Regions from separate parts of the Homo sapiens genome. Here region 1 is linked to region 2. Evidence: chromatin loops called from intact Hi-C (ENCODE). Cell type or tissue: GM12878. All regions are shown on one strand. Each heading gives the region's core, and the rest is flanking DNA. Links, peaks and the distances in the headings are about the cores only. Region 1 overlaps LINC01781 (long intergenic non-protein coding RNA 1781). Region 2 has its middle 150 kb from the start of LINC02792.

Region 1 (8,576 bases), core at 1-8,000, 1.2 Mb before region 2:
GTTTTTAAAGTAGCTTTAGTCATAAAACAAAATTATGTGATTGGTAAAGCAGCAATTTCTCTTTCAATTTAAAAATCCAAGACAAACATATATGTTATTTCAGTTGACATCTTTTCAAGGTTCTACTGTAACCTAGGTTTTATATTTGTCTAGGGAGAGAATAGTTTACTATGTACTAAGTAGTTCTCCAGAAAAATAAAATAAAAAAAAACTCTCTGTTACACTATATGACATGAAATGAATATATGCCCAATCACTCACTCATGGTTCTGGGAAGAAATAGAAAAAAAAAAATGAAGAAAACAGGACAAGAATTTCCAATATTCATTCCTATAATCATTCTATCTAAACATTCCATTAACAAGAGCCAACTTTGGTACTCAGAATTTGAGACAAAAAATACTTTGTTATAAATTGATTATTTCTTGCTCTTTACATTTACATTTACATATGATACTGAGAAATTTCTGAGCTTCATGGAATTTCTCTGAAGAATTTTAGATATTACAGTAAAATTTCAAGTTGCTAAAATGTTTGATAATAAAGCAAGCTTGAATTAAAAAGGTAACAGCCTAAACCATTTGAAAATTTCCATTTGGTTCATAATGCTTTATTTTCAAGGGTCATATACAGTCTTTTTCCATGAATATTTAAATTTCCTTTATTTTCTAAAATGGCCTGAATAACCAAATTTCCCTAATAGGCTTTAGTGAGAAATAGCTAATAAAATCAGACAGTACGCTGCTATGCAACTGCTTAAGAGAAACATTTTTCTTATTAAAACATCTATATTGAATTCTCTTTAATGTTCAAGAATTCTTGCCTCATTCTGTCAAACTTCTCCACGCTATTCTCATTATTTCTCAGAGCAACCCTATGAGATTTTAAAGTGGCAACCATTACAATTTTATTTCAGTAATGGGAGAAACTGAGGCAAAGAGAGTATAAGAGCATCACACAGCATGCCGGTGGCAGGCCTGGGAACAAAACAAATATCTTTAATTTTCCTGCCAAAAGCATACTCTAAAAAACTGAAGAAATTTCTTTGTCTTCAAAAAAACGGGAGTAGAGGGGAGGCAAAAAAAATCCTACAGTAGTAGAATATCACTATTGCTCGATGTTATTAGGCCTAATTAATGTTTCTGAAAAATATCTATGAGGTTTATTCTTTGCTAATAGTACATTTATTATTTCACAACTTTGTTGCAAGTTCAAGTGCTTACATGTAGAACAACTACAGAGCGATGATTAGAGAAAAGCACATATAGAATGAATACATTATCTTAAGCTACTTAATCTTTATGCCTCAATCTATACATTATCACTTTATATAATAATTGCATTATTTTCCTCAATCCCTCTCAAATACACACACACACACACACACACACACACACACACACACACACCCCAATGACTTTGCTTAAAACATATGGTAGTTGTCAACAATGAAGAATTTTAAAATAAAAATTAAATCATTAATTTTGCTTATTGCTTATGGACAAGCAGGAAGATGTCTTTGCAAACTGATTAACATATAGTAATGAATAAGCTTAATATAATTTCTATTTAAGTGAAAAATAAAATGAAGCATACAGTTGTGGGTTAATGCTATATGCGACAATATTTCCAAAGATTGATCTTTAGTAAAGATATGTTAATAAAGCATTATTGGCTGCTCATTTAATAGAAGTTGCCTTGCCTTGCTGGGCATTAATAACATATGGATGATAAAAGAGTACCTTTCTTCAGAGAGTAATTGCCCATATTTCTCATATTTTCCAGAGCCGAAAGCCAAAAATCCTCATAATTGATAAGCATATGGACTGCAGTAGCATATTGCAGAAACTCTCCGGCAATAAACATACCCAATTATTTTCAATTTCATTCTACTTCTTTATTTATGCAAAACTCAACATTGTTTCTTCAAAACATCCTGGTTTCATTTCCTCCTCCCTGAAAAGCAGTTACACTTTAATCAGCATCACTGAAACATTTGTACTCCCTCACTCTTGTTATTTCGTTATGAGACTCTATTTTTGGCATATCAAATAATTATATTACTTATGAGCTTACTATTTTAATTTTTATCAAACATTTTATTATTATCAATGAAAACTGAAATATGATAGAATACATTATTTTTAGTTGAATTTTTAATATTCTCCATCCAAATGGTAGCTGCATTTTGTGAGTAATTATATCATCAGATATGAATTCTTGTTGAGACTTCACATTCACTTTTACTTATTTTTGTTTACTTGTTTAACAATTAGAACTAATTTGCACTTACATAATTCAGGTTATGAGAAAATTCCACATATAAATTAGAATTTAATTTGTATTTACATGAAGTTTTCTTTCTTACTTGATAGCAAAAACTTGTTTCCATAACCTTGTCTGTGATATTGTAGAGATTGTTCAAGCATCAGACAGGGGGTTATCCTCAATTACCTTCAGAGTCACTTTCAACTCTGATATTCTCTGATATCATGATGCTATATATAGAATAATAATAGAGACACCTTTTATATATCCTCCTAGATAGTTTTATGAAACTAATATTACTCAAACTAGAACTCCTTGGAATACCCGGAATTTTATCAAGTATTATTCCCAAAAAGTTATGTTGAGATTTAACAACAACAACAAAAAAGCCATAATGTATCACATGCACAATCATTGTTAAACAGAGAGAATACCATAGGCACTGAACAATTCTGGGAAACCTCAGGCTGTGGACGTTTACACTGGTTTCTTTGATCAGTCACCCTTAATACATTAAACATCATTGCCCCAAACAAAATATCTAGCTTTCACTGATATCCAGGGTTTATTTCCTTGTTTGCTGCAGGCAAACAAGCTTTCACCAAAGGAACTAACTTAGCTTCTTTGACTAGTGATTTCCATCTTTTTGCTTAAGTTTTTATTTCCATTGTTTTGAAATGGTGTGTAAATAGCTGATCCAAATCTTTATTCCCCTGAACCCTTTTCATGCCACAGTGATTTTTTTTATTGTGGTTAAGAAAACACACAGCATGAGAACTACCCTCTTAGCAAATTTTTAAGTGTATAATAGAGTATTGTCAACTATAAGCATCATATTGTACTGTAGATCTCTAGAACTGTTTTTATTTTGCATGACTGAAACTTTACGCCCATTAAACTGCATCTCTTCAGTTTCACTTCCTCACTATTGGTTTCCCTTTTATGTCCTCTTCTTTACTTTTTTCTTCTACTGTCATTTCCCATTAGGTCTTTCAGTACTTTTTGTATCTTCAGTCTTTCAATGCTTATACACCACTGCTGATTTGTTTAACATAATTAAGAAAACACAGTGTTATCATGTATTGTAAGATCCTTAGATATTAATGTACAGGTGGTCACAGCATCTTCTCATGTAGTAGGTATTTCCTTTACCTTCCAAATCCAATCCCTGCTATTGCCACCGTTATTCTATGAAGGATTTGTCAAGCCCTGTTTCTCCTGAATATTATTATGAAGTTCAAGGTTAATGTGTGGGAACAAAAACCAGAAGAGATGAAAGTCTATTAATTGCAACTGAAAAGGACAATTAGGAAACATAGATCTAGAAACAGTAGAGAAATGGGTCAGGAGTACCAAAAGGTAAAGTGGATTTAGTAAACAGTAGAGTTTTTGAGATTTTTAGATAGAGTCTTAAGACGGGAGTTAAAAATATTTTGTAATCAACTCATATTTGAATTTTTTCAAGAGAGAAGAAAATAAAAATTCAAATTGCTTTCATTTAGTTTTGGTTGATAGACTATTGTCTGATGGATTTGAATAGATATCTAAATTTGGGGAACAATTATTTGGGATTTAACAAATAAGATAATTACTGTGTATCATATATGTTTAAATGAAGCAAAAACTTACTTTCACAGTGACCACCAAACTGCTAGTAAGCAGAGTGCAAGTTGATTTTAAAAAACAGCCGTAATCTCATGCCTGTAATCCCAGCACTTTGGGAGGCCAAGGCAAGCAGATCACGAGGTCAGGAGTTCAAGATCAGCCTGATTAACATGGTGAAACCCCATTTCTACTAAAAATACAAAAATTAGCTGGGCGTGGTGGCAGGCGCCTGTAATCACAGCCACTCAGGAGGCTGAGGCAGAATAGCTTGAACCCAGGAGACAGAGGCTGCAGTGAATCGAGATGCCACCACTGCACTCCAGCCTGGCAACAGAGCAAGACTCCATTTCAAAAAACAAAACAAAACAAAAACAAAACAGCCATAATGTTTCTTGGAATATGACAGCATTATCAGAGGAAATTTCAGAAATTTCTTTGAATTTTACTTTTGGAGAACAAAGACATAATAAAAAAATGGATGCTCCAAAAAGGACAAAACTTATGAAACTCACCATGTTAAGAAAACCAAATATAACCTCTCATAAAATTATAAAATCAACATTAGTTTTTAACTCATCCTCAGTAGACCCTCACCTTCATAGAAGGTAGATCCTACTGGATGTGTTGCACGGCTTTTCCTTAGTTCAGCTAAAGCAGGCAGGGTTCCTGTCCATCCCACGGCCACGAAAATTTAGGCTCACAGACGTTGCAGAGCGTGAGTAAAGCAGGATTTTTTTGGGTGAAAAAGAAAAAAAGGGCTAAGCAGGGAATCTCTGCAAGGCTAGAGTATCAAGCTTGAGTGCTTCCCACCCTCAGCTTGAATCCAAGTTCCACACAGGAAGAGGAGGGGCCAGGATCCTCCCTGCTGCACAGGTGGAATCTTCCTGAGGCTCCACCTCAGTGAGCAGGCTGGACGGAGTTTCTCCAGGGACCCCCGCCCATCTGGCTGTCTCATTCGCCCCTCTAAAGAAGTACATCTAACTGCCGTTAGCATGAGGATAAGGACGAAGACCAATATTAATTTCTTCCTGCTGCCAGGGGGTGTTGTTTTGGGGAAACAGCAGTCAGAGCTCTTTCAGAGGCCGATCTAAGGGTTCCCAGCAGAAGGGGCCATCCTCAGAGGCTCCCGTTGCATGACTGTTTGGAGTTTGATGACTTGAGGGTAAGAACAGAGAGGGGGTTATTAGGAAACATGTGTCAAAATGAAACAAGGGCAGGGGCAAGGACAGCTCAAAAATTCTGAAGCCTTTTACCAGTTTGCACTGGGAGAGGGAGGCCAAAAGCCCAACTGGTTAACAAAACTTTACCTTTTTGCTGGCATGTCAGGCTTCTGGGTTCCTTTCCCCTGAACCCTATCCTAAGCCAACCAGTTTAAGGTTTGGGAAATTAACTCTTTCCAGTATGGAAGATGTATCTGAGGGGAGTGTCCCATAGTACTGAGTCAGTTACCTATTAGTGAAGAGAGAACAGAGGAGGAGAAAGGAATAAAAAGAAGGCATTTTTTCAAAGGAGTTCAATGGGTTGAGGATGCATTCAAAAGGGGTACAGACTCAAGATGAGAAAGAGGGGAGCAGGCATCCCTGGTTCCCTTCTCTTCCTAGCAGATACCCAGGTGTAAGGGAGTGGGAGAGAGAGCATCCTTTTTCCCTCTTCTGTCCTTCCATCCCCCAGTTCCGGCGACCTTGGTAGGTGTCGCCATAGGTGTCAAAGCGACTTGCATCCATGAAGCAGGGGGGCCTAGAGAATAGGAATTATCTGTTCTCACCTATGTCTCTTTCCCATCTACTATCAGTAGCCTTAGAGTTCCCTAGACCTCATTTATGCCATCAGTATTAATGTGGTCTTTATCCATGAAACAAGAGGCTTGGGGTTGGCTTAATCGGCAGTGCTGTGCTGTGCCTTTTAACCTCTGTCATCACCTGTGCTGTGCCTTTTAACCTCTGTTGTCATTTGCCTCTGGATCCCTCAGATCCAGTTTTCCTCCCTAGGGCTTTGACCTGAAGCATGGAATTGAGTTTGGGACAAATATGTGTCTTGAGGGTTTACATGGACTCATTATAAGCTGAATGCTAAAGTGAAACTGTGGAATTGAGTCCTCCAACAAGGAAGAGGAAAGAATGTCTTGTGACCCATCCAGATAACTGGTAGCTAGAGTTATGCTTGCTAGAATTTCGGTGCATGGTGCCTGGCTTTGGTTAGTTCCCTTGGTTTTACATTCCCAAAAAGGAAACCTCCGGGTGATGGGCACTGTATTTATTCCCTATTTATTCTATCACTTGGCAGGATTTGCAGGATAATTGCTCAGAACTAGAGTATCTATCCGGATTTCTACATTACCCATCCCTTTTGTTCTTTCTGAGCTACAGCCAGGGATTGCCGGTTGGTTCACAGAATCAAGCAGGATTAGTCTAAAATGTAGATGAAAACTTAAAAAGAACTAGTGAGTTTAGAATTTAATGACAAAGATATACATTTTGAACATAATTTCTCACTCTCCAGTCCTCATGTTTGTTAAAAAATAAATCATTGTAGGACTGAGTTGTTTGCAAAATAGACTTTCGTTTTATACTTGGCCTGATTATTTGCATTAAGTGCAGCAAGAATAATTATTTCTACATAGGCCTTTTGGATTGGCTTTGATGGAATTCTGTTCCACAAGGAGTCTCAGATAAGACCTTTTAAAGCTGAGCCCAGCCATGGGTTAGTATCCTCAAACACCTGTGAGTTGGGTGATCCTCTCCTCTTAAGGTCCCAAGATAAACGTGGAGGTCCTAGACCTGTTAGAAAGTGACATTCTTAACTGAATACAGGTCAGGAACCCTCTACAGAGACCATGTAGGCAAGGGTATGAGGCCAGTTTGCCCACTGGGCTTTTATTGACTTTGCAAGGAGAGATTGACTCCTTAAAGGGAAGCACACCCTTCCAGTCAAAGCCTTGGTAAAATTACCAGATTCTCCAACTGTGTCTTGTAGCAAAAGAAAAATGAATTCTTCTTGCACTGATGCAAACAACTATATTGCCATAAGAATACTCACAGACAGTTTCCAAATTTTAGAGGAACCAGGTAGAGAAAAACAAACATGCTCCAAATTTTGATCCCAAGAATAAACCTTACTTAATTATTAAAGGCCATAAATAATTTAAATAGTTTAAGTAAATAGTTTAAATTTCCTTGAGTCTGAAAAACAAAAAAAAGGATCAGCAATATTCCAGGCAAAGGTTAAAAAGGTTGCTTCAGTTTTCTGAGTTCAGTCCATTGGTTAACTCTTGTTTTGCTTGATATTCATGGACATTTTGGCTCTTCATGAGTCCTGTACATTTTCCTTTAACATCACAATCTCCAATGTTACCAGAAGCCTGTATTTGAGAGCACCTGTTTCAGTCCTACAGCTTATTATAAACCATTTTTTTGAAAAGCATTAAAATAAGACAACAATTTTCTGTGAATAGCAAAATATCCAGGGTAGTTACAGTTAGAAACACAATTGAGAAAGAAGTTTGGTTATCTCTGTGGTTTACAATAACTTAAACATAACAACCTTAATTATGATTGATAGCACATACTCAGACATTAGAATTTGAGGAATCCCATAAATTTTGGAACATATATTAGCATTATTCACCAAGATATAACCTAAAGAAGATTGAGCATCATGTTGGCAATCCCATGTACCTAAATATGTGAAATAATTCTGTTTATCTCTCCTTTCTGGACATTTCAGGGGCCCTCTGAAGTATTTGAAAAGCCAGGTGCCAGGGAAGACAATTTTGAAACTGAAGTTTGATGTGGGGAAGGCTGTCAAATACGTTTCATAAACACTTGATATTATGAAATAGAATTCCGGATTACCATAAGTTATTTATTTTGCCAAAATGATGACTTGGAAATTTTTAAGAAGCAAAAAGCTTTTATAACCCTTTACAAATTTTGTGAATGAGCAGATTAGCACCTTAAGGAAACTTTGTTATGTTTTTATTTCAATGTTCAATTTACAGAAAAACCATATAATACTCCTTTTGGAATTTAGTTAGTATGTTCACCTAGATGACCTCTTCTGCAAGAAGAATTTCCACAATTCTTCCACTGCTTCTTTGAACTTTCAGCTTTTTCCTAATTTAACTCAAAACAATCCTTTAACCCCAGACAAAAGTTTACATTTCCATGCCTTCTTACAAACTTTTACTAAAAAACGCACTTTACTGTTCTTACACACCTTTCGAGTAAATCTATTTCTAGTAGTTTCAGTTAACTCCTAGCAATTTTTAACTTTAAGGAAAACTTGGTAAGTTGTTTTAGTTGTGTGATAAGTGCAGCCAAGGTTTGCCTTCTTAATTAAGGGTGTGGTTAGTTCCAAATGGCCCCAGGCTCTACCAGTTGTGAAGCTGGCAAATCAAATAGTTCTCAAAACCCCAAAAGCAGTTTGCACCCTCAAAACACTTACCAAACCTTGTATCTGACCTGCATTTTACTAATAATCTTTAAGGCTGTTTTTATTTCTTAAAGATTAAAGTCACATGAACTGAAAGCTTCCACAGCTTTTAACTTCCCTTTAAAAAATAATAGATCCAAGTGTTTGTCTTTCTTTAGGCCAAATTAATTAGAGCTATTTTGACAGACATTACACACAGTATACACACAGACAGGCAGAGGAAAACACAGTCGCTGGGTGGGAAGCTTTAAGAGACAGGGCTAGGAAAAAGT
Region 2 (8,636 bases), core at 336-8,335:
CTGCAGCAAGATTGTAATAAAATGTTGACACATGTACAACACCAAATTGTCTGAAAAAAACGCATTACGTTATTTTTTTTTAATTGCTTTTTGTTTTGTATTTCATCCCTTCTCCCATCCCACTGGCTTGTAAACTTTTTGATGGCAGGGATATAAAAATTATTTTTTTAACTTTAAGTTTTGGTACCTACCACACTATCTACCATATAGTAACTGCTAAACAGTTTTGCTGACTCAATGAAGATCTAACAAAAAGAACTAGAAACAGCTAGAGAAGTAGAGCATAAAGCAATATGAAGAAAACAAAAAATAAAATTGGTATCCCAATGTGTTTCTGACCAGCTGGAAGGCTATTCCAATACAACAGGCCAAGTGCATAATGAAATTTCAAGGAGTAAGTCATTCAAGTTCTGAGAAAGTACCTGCCCAAGAAGCATATAAAAAACATTTGCTGAGTTACAAACTTGAAAACATATTGAAGGTGGCTAAAAGATATTGAAAATAATATAAATAATATTTACTGTTTAGGCCAGAATAGAGAGACCATAATATACTCCAAGGCTTTTTCAGAAGTACAGAAGGGAAAACTACTACTGAGTTTTACTATGTAGCCAGCACACGTGTAGAAAACCTAACATATAGATGTTATGAATATGGCACCAGCCTTAACATTTGATTTTAATGTAATTTTAACATCATTGTCATCTGGAGAACCAGATTACCAGATTCCTTGTGCCATCCAGGTATTCAAAGGAATCCATAGCCAGATTAGTAGAGCAATGAAATGTACAACATAAGACTAGGATTGGAAATTTTTATGAAATACAGGAAGATGTCAGTCTGGTCAAGAGCCGTTTTACAGCAATCTCGTATAGGGTGGTCACAAACAGGGAAGGCAGAAGTGTTTTAAGATAGAACTGGAGCATGTCCTCATGTGGCCTGTCCTTGACAAGACCTGTGGCAGCAAAGGAGACACTAGTCACATAGCAACCAGAAGATATCAGTTTGTTTTTCTTTTTAAAATAAACTTCACCACACGGAGATATAACTGCTTCTGATAGGGACAGGAGACAGAGAAATTCTAGGCAGAAAAGGGTGGGTTCCTGACAAAACTCCACCCTGAAGCCTGAAACCACCGCCCAAAGTGAGAACTCACTTTGTGTTCTCAAGTGTTGCCTTTTCCAAAACCACCTGTGGCCCTGCCTGGAGCCATCCTGTGCCAATTAAAAAAAACCCAAACTCAGCTGGCAGAGAGAGGAGAAGCATCTGGACGTCAGCGACTACAGTTGGACATTGGAGAGAAGCGGCTTGACTTCAGAGGGACAGCTGGACAGTGTAACTTAGGAGAAGAATTTGGCCAGAGACGTTCAGATTTCAAGGGAAAATTACCTTCCCTCCCGTCTCCTCTTCAGTTCCCCTTCCCACTGAGAGCCACCTCCATCAGCAATAAAATCTACCACATTTACCATCTTTCAATTCGTTCGGGTGACTTCATTTCTCCCAAAAGCTGGACAAGAGCTCAGGTACCAGGAGTGCGGATGAAAAAGGCTGTCACACTGACTCTTTGCCCTCACAGGCAGAAGGCAGCCATCTCATGCGAAAAGGCAAAGGGTCCACTGAGCTATTGAACACTTAAGCCGTCCACGGACAGCAGAGCTAAAAGAACACTCGCTCTAGGGCTTCAGGGGTCGCGGGCACCTCCGCCACATGCTGCTGCAGGGCTGGCACGGAGTTGGCTCCTGCCGGGGCGCTTGCCCCAGCTCCTGCACTTGCTCACCTGTGCACCCCTCCCGTGAGGGGTGGAACACAGCGGTCCAAGTGAATGGAGTTCATTCCTGCAGGCACCAGAGCGGCCAGCTGACTTCAGCGCTCCTGTACTCCAGTTTCCGCTTTGTTCACACACTCCCTTCTGCGAGGAGTTGAGAGCTGCGGGCTCAGTAAATGGGGCACCCGCTTGGTGAGTCTTGCGAAGGTCAATTAGATAGAAACCAGAGAACTGGGACAATATTCAATTTTTTTTTTTTTTTTAATTTGAGATGAAGTCTCGCTCTATCACCCAGGTTGGAGTGCAGTAGCGGGATTCGGCTCACTGCAACCTCCACCTCCTGGGTTCAGGCGATTCTTGTGCCTCAGCCTCCCTAGTAGCTAGGAATACAGGCATGGGCCACCATGCCTGGCTGATTTTTGTATTTTTAGTAGAGACGGGGTTTCACCATGTTGGCCAGGTTGATCTCGAACTCCTGACCTCAGGTGATCTGCCCACCTCGGACTCCCAAACAATATTCAAATTTTATTTATGCTCACTGAGGAACAGCAAACATTTATTTGCTTTTTTAAAAACTTTTAGCACCAGACTGTAAAATAAAAAATAAAAACAACCAATGGGCTATCTAAAATAACAGTAGATAATTACATAAGGCTTACTTTATGCTTGGCACTATTCCATATGCTTTATAATTTATTTTTAAATTCACTTACTTCTCAAAACAAGCCCAAGAGGTAGCTTCTGTCAATATGCTATTTTATAGATGAGGTAGCTGAGAGATTGGGAGGTTAAATGATTTTCCTTATGTCATATAGTTGGTAGAGTAAGCATGCAGGCAGCCTAGGCTATAAAATATGTGCTCTCAACATATATTTGTCCCTCAATTTTACTTAATGATCTTCTTTCACAAAATCTTCATTTATTACCTCATGTAACTTTACAATATTCCTCTCAGTTTTATTTTTAAAAAAGATTTTCTTAGAAAACATAATCAACTGGTGAAGATCTGGGAATCTGTTCTGCGATGTAGACTAAGTGGGATAGCTACTGGAAATCTTTTTCCTCATCTGTTTAATAATAAATAGTAGTATTTCCTGCCTTGTTGGGTTTTTATTACAAAGTTAAAATGTAAATTGTCTAGTACTGTTCTTAATAAATGACATATCTATGCCCATGTCTAGATTTACATTTAGATATAGATTTAATAATATAGATATATAGATTGATAGATACAGATACTATCATTACTGATAATGTTATAATTATTAAATTAGAAACGAGAAAATTGAGAGTCATACATTACGTTATCTTTGTTAATTACGGATCTCTTTGACATCAAAATATGGAAGCCCCCAATTTTTTATAGATATATTTAACCTTAACATATCAGGAAGATCCAAAAGGCATGTGAATGAAAAAGAGCCTAATAGCTATAAAATATAGGTAGATGATTGATAGATACAGATAAACAAACCTATCTCCATTTTAAATTACATGTCTATTAAAACTTTGACGTCCCTTTCTTTACTCATCAATTTTTACATCCTAAAACTGCTTTACACACCTTGCCAAATTTTCCCTCTTATGCTTGCCTACCCACAGGTCCTGCCTCTTTGTACTTTTTCTCTACACTCTTTCTTTCATTATGTGGATCTCTTTGTCAGGTTCATCTCTCTAGCCGTTCACCAATAAAGCACACACTAGTGTTTTTTGTTCTATCGTATAATATTCTCTGTAATAAATCCGGTAGCTCCTAGAGAAGATCAAGTGCTTTTCCAGATAAATGCATTTGCATTGTCTTCTGTGAAAGTGTTTTGCATTTGCTTATTATTCAAAGTAATTGTCAGATTTTAGGACAATCTGAGACAATATCTATTGTACCTATTTGTTAAACTAGTTTTTCAACAAGTTAAAAATATTTATAACCAAGAAACATAACTGTTGTCTCTGGTAGGCTCTCGTGTTCTTGGTGTATCCTTCTCTCCTTTATGTTCAACTATTTACACAATTGAAATCAAATGACCTTTTGCTCTACCTCTATTAGGATGCATTAACTGAGATTATCTCAAAGCTATTTAATCTCATTGTGTGTAAAATTCATTCATATGTCTGAAATACATATTGTACTAGATCTTAAATATGTTGCAGTACATTAAAAATACATTTTTAAGTCAAAAAAAAAAAAAAAAACCTAGAGCAACAGCAAAACTAAGGTTTGTTGTTCCCAGGATAGAGTCTAATTCAGCTGCAGCAGCAAGATTGGATGAATATTTTCTAAAAACATGAACTCCCACAAAGTATAAAAAAGCTTCTGTAAGTGTGGGTGAGTTCTGTTCATTGACCAAAAAAATCCTTTACATATCAAGGAGTAGTAAGCTACAATCCCAAATCATGAATACAGAAATTTCTCAAGCCACTTGTGATAAACTCATTTCTAGTATCATACACACTAGTTGACACCAAATGAAACTTCTCTTTCATATCAGAGTTAAACTGTAAATAAACTTCTACTTGGTCTTTTGCATTACACACTAGGAAGTCCAGCTGAGTCCAAGAGATGTCTTGTAATCTCTGTGTTCGGCTATTGTTGCAAGCCACTGTGCTACAGGGCCTCATGCTGTCAGCAAAGAAAAAAAAAACTACATTTGAATTACATTATTCGATTCGATCGGGGGACTATATTTTGTCTGCCCAGAAACTGACACATATTGAAAAGGTACAATTTACATATATAGAAGCATGAGCAAAACTGTACATTTTTACTATGGCTGTCAGTGTAAGTCTGTGTATCTGGAAGTAATGTCTACTCAAGACAATAGGTCAAAATAGGTAGTTCCAGGCAGTGACTTCTGAATTTCCAGAAGTATTGAGTGCTAAGTTGTTATTTATTAATGCCCTCTTTATTTTTTTACTTTGAGTTTCCCATATTAAACAATTATTTATCTTCAACCTATACTATTTCAACCTATACTTTTACTATTATAAAGTTTCTGTTATATCTACTAAGGAGGAGACACCTGAAATGCTTATTAGGCTCCTGCTATAAAAACATATTTCTTGCTATTTCTTATTTCTCACTTCTAACACAATATACAATGGTTCATAATTCTAATTTCTAGAAAATATTGCTGAATTTTGGTGGAACTTATATACTTATAATATAATAGGCTCGTAATTAGTAGCAACGTTCTTTAAGAGCCTTGGAATTTTGGAATTTGAAATCAGAATATTTGAATTTATGTCCTGATTCCACCATTTGTGAGCTAAAGAATCTTGAAAAAGTCAGGTTCTCAGAGCCTAAGCTTTCTCAGCAGCTGTGGAGCAAATAAGACAGTATATGAGAAAGACTTTTAGAAATTATGTTATGATACAAGTGTTCGTATTTGTTATTATATCTTATGGGAAAATACTTGGAAAGTTTGATTTTTAGTTCTTACTTTACATATACAAGAAAAAAGCAGAAGGAATTGTCCGTTTGACCTTCATACCCTGAGTATTTCTGGTCAAATTAAGCACTTTCATCTTGTATGTTTTTACATACTTTTAAATGATAACATAAGGGCAAATGTGTGAAACCCTGAAGATTTTGCTATTCAAAGTGTCAGTCAGTTCATAGTCACACTAACAGCCCAATAACAGGGCTAAGGAAGTGTTTTATTCCTCATTTAAGTATTTGACTTTATTCCAACCTGACCCAATTCACTTGACACTATCTAAACTGCAGGTGGCTAGTTAGTTGTGTAATTACAGTTCCACGGTTTCAGTTTAATACTTTGGATTCAATTTAGTTGTACAAAGGAATGCAAGATTGCCACATAGATTAGTTCTTTAAAGACTTTTCATCCTTTTGTATTTTAATAAATTTTCCAAATGCTATTATTGCTTCTCTTAAAGACTTGATTCTTGAAAGCTTTTGCTCTTTACAAGCTTAATATCTGCTGAAAAAAGCTGCAGAAAAATGTTCAATAATGGAAATGCTAAGCCTTCATTCTCATAATCAACATAAGCTTTGAATCTTTATCAAACTTTTATCAACTGTTCATTACATTCTATCCTTTAAGCTCATGCTGACTTCACTATTAAACTCTTCATTACAAAGTTATATTGCTTTGTTTTGCTTTGGCAAACATTGTGTGCATGCGCCGGTGTGTGTGTGTGTGTGTGTCTGTGTGTCTTCACTTTTGGAGAGACTGTTATTTTTATTTTTTACTATTATACAGTTTTATTGGTGTCCAAAATAAATAAAAGTTTTCAGTTTAAGAATATTCACACATAACTAGCAAAGGATGAAGTCGATAGTTTATATTCCAGTTAGGTTATAATTTTCCTATAGTTAGATTTACCTCAAAAAGCACATAGCAGTGACTTTGTTTTCCAGGTGACTTTTAAGTATTTACCTTCATCTCTCTCCGCCCTAGTTTATATAAATGAAAGTCACCCCTTTGTGATTTATTATCTATCTATCTATCTATCTATCTATCTATCTATCTATCTATCTATTTATTTATTTATTTTTTCGAGACGGAATCTCGCTCTGTCACCCAGGCTGGAGTGCAGTGGTGTGGTCTCGGCTCACTGCAAGCTCCACCTCCTAGGTTCACGCCATTCTCCCACCTCAGTCTCCCGAGGAGGTGCCTGCCACCACGCCCGGCTCATTTTTTGTATTTTTATTAGAGACGGGGTTTCACCGTGTTAGCCAGGATGGTCTCCATCTCCTGACCTCGTGATCCTCCCGTCTCAGCCTCCCAAAGTGCTGGGATTACAGGCGTGAGCCACCGCACCTGGCCGTGATTTATTATCTAATGTACTTAAACAGTTAAGTTATTGGTAGCTAAAATAGTAAAGGTTCTTTGAGTTAAAATGCTTTTATGGTTACACATTTATTTATACACCTAATTGTTCAACAATCATTTCTTTGGCATCTGTTCTGCACTAGGAACTACTTTGGGTACTCTACACAGGGACAAAGCTGAAGAATGCATATCCCTTGCTTTTGGAGGGCTCAGGGTGTAGTGAGTAAGATACGTTGTTAAATATACCAAAGTAAGTACGTTAAAGAATCTGACATATAAGAACTGATACGTCTGTGACTTTTTCTGCCTCAGAGATTAGGGAGAAATTTCATAGAGTGATATTTGAGCTGAATTATGAAGGCAAGAAAACACCCGAAAATTTTTTTTTAATAATTTTAAAAAGGAAATATATAAAAGGTGAAAACTTAATTCCAGACAATAATATGTTCTTAGTTTTTGAATACTACTGACCCTGACTTTTCCTTATTATAAGTGAGTTAGAGTTTTCTCCCATTTTGTTGTATGTAAGTCTCTGGAAATTGTATTTGCAGAGCATTCCAAAAGAGCTTGAGCCCAGGGCAAAACCATGGCTTTTTATTTGGGCTCTTGCAGTTTCATGGATGCATAATTTGAACAATTATTTCAGTTGCTTAAGCTAATTGAGAAACTCAGAAGAAGAAGAGTGATTATTAGTCGTTTTTAATAATTTAAAATGTATTTCTTATTTGTAGAGTTATATTACAGATTCACCCTATATGCTTTGCTAGTTGGTGCATATAAATTTTTATAATGTATTGTTGTCAATAAAAATAAGTTGCTTTCTAATTGTGTGCATGTGTGCCCTATAGAATTTTAAAGAGCAGTGCTACAGCATTTCCTTTTGTGGGATTCCAAAATTCAATCTCGTGTTCATTCATATGATGATATCAGAAAATATAATTTCCTAATATTTACGGGGTATTGTAATTACCTACTTTTAGCTTTGCATTTTTGCACATGCAAAACTTACTCTTAGACACATTGGTAAGATTTAAGGTACTAAGAGCATACCTTGAACTTTGATAACCTTGCTACAGATTTTCTAACAGCCACATACTCTCAGTTCTTCTTTTCGTCAACGTGAGCTTCACTTCTAGTTTTTCAGAAGTGTCAGAAAATCTTGTTTAGGTAAATAAAATACAATTTTAATGGAGTTGCATATTGGTTATCTAAAAAATTTTTTTTGAGCTCTGTCCTTGCTTGGCTCAGTGTGATGAGGACTTTGCAATACCTGTCAGGGCTGTATTTCAATGATGCTTGGACTACTAACCTGAGCAGACTATGCTGGAATATGCAAGGACACTTGCCTTAGTGCTAAAGGCATATGCTGCTCATCTGTACATCCTGTCAAATCTTTTTTTTCTCTCATTCCAATTTTTCTAATTTTTTTGATGTACAGTTTCGAATGATACAACTAAAAATAGATTTATAATGGTAGTTTATATATAGAATTGGTCAAGTAAGGTTTCCCTGGAGCAGATTGTTTTCCCTCCTTTAAACAAAATCAATAGCCCATTTGAACTTAGAGCCCTTTATCTCCCGAAAAGAAATAATGATTTTTAGGTATTCCATATACAGGGGAATGTTCCATAGTTTGATATCAGAGCTTCTTTTATGAAGCAACACTCCTACTTGGGACAACTCAAAAAATGATGAGGGCAGCAAGGAGCTGATCTCTTCCTTGCCCCTTCATCTTGACCTTTTATGTGTTGCTATAGGATCCTCTAAAATTAATAGTATTCAATTATTATTATAAAGCTACAAAATTTAAATGTAATACTTGAAAAAGACAATTCTCATGTATTATTTGCCTCCTATGTGTTAGGTACTTTTGTGATTGTGCTGCAGTACCAGAATCCTGAGAAATATCAGTCTCCCTACTTATTTTGTATCTGTGGAAAAACAGATGCTAATTCAGGTTCACCTACTTGCCCAAGTTCTCACTGTGGTAAAACCAAGACTCCAACAATCTGTGCTTTCTCCAAAAAAATCACCCTCTCAATTTGGAAATACTATAACTAGACTATTATAATAATGGA

What was found. Hi-C counts contacts between places; a loop is a spot of excess contacts. Peaks named below come from ENCODE experiments on the same cell type or tissue, not always from the same donor. Only the 100,000 strongest peaks of a DNase experiment are listed, where the experiment ranks them.
Region 1: a loop joins it to region 2, with 3.0 times the contacts of the local background. A loop is called at or near these places in 1 of 110 quality-filtered maps.

What each region holds. Positions count from the first base shown.
Region 1 is chr1:80,634,568-80,643,143 of GRCh38, reverse strand. The region is part of intron 1 of LINC01781 (long intergenic non-protein coding RNA 1781); the gene reads right to left. Among named protein-coding and RNA genes, the nearest start is that of LINC01781, 100 kb to the right of the region's middle. In GM12878, for the core only: no CTCF peak of the experiment used is centred there; a DNase peak (open chromatin) is centred at 3,163; H3K4me3 peaks cover 601 bases; H3K27ac peaks cover 1,138 bases.
Region 2 is chr1:79,471,501-79,480,136 of GRCh38, reverse strand. No RefSeq gene overlaps it. Among named protein-coding and RNA genes, the nearest start is that of LINC02792, 150 kb to the right of the region's middle. In GM12878, for the core only: no CTCF peak of the experiment used is centred there; no DNase peak of the experiment used is centred there; H3K27ac peaks cover 566 bases.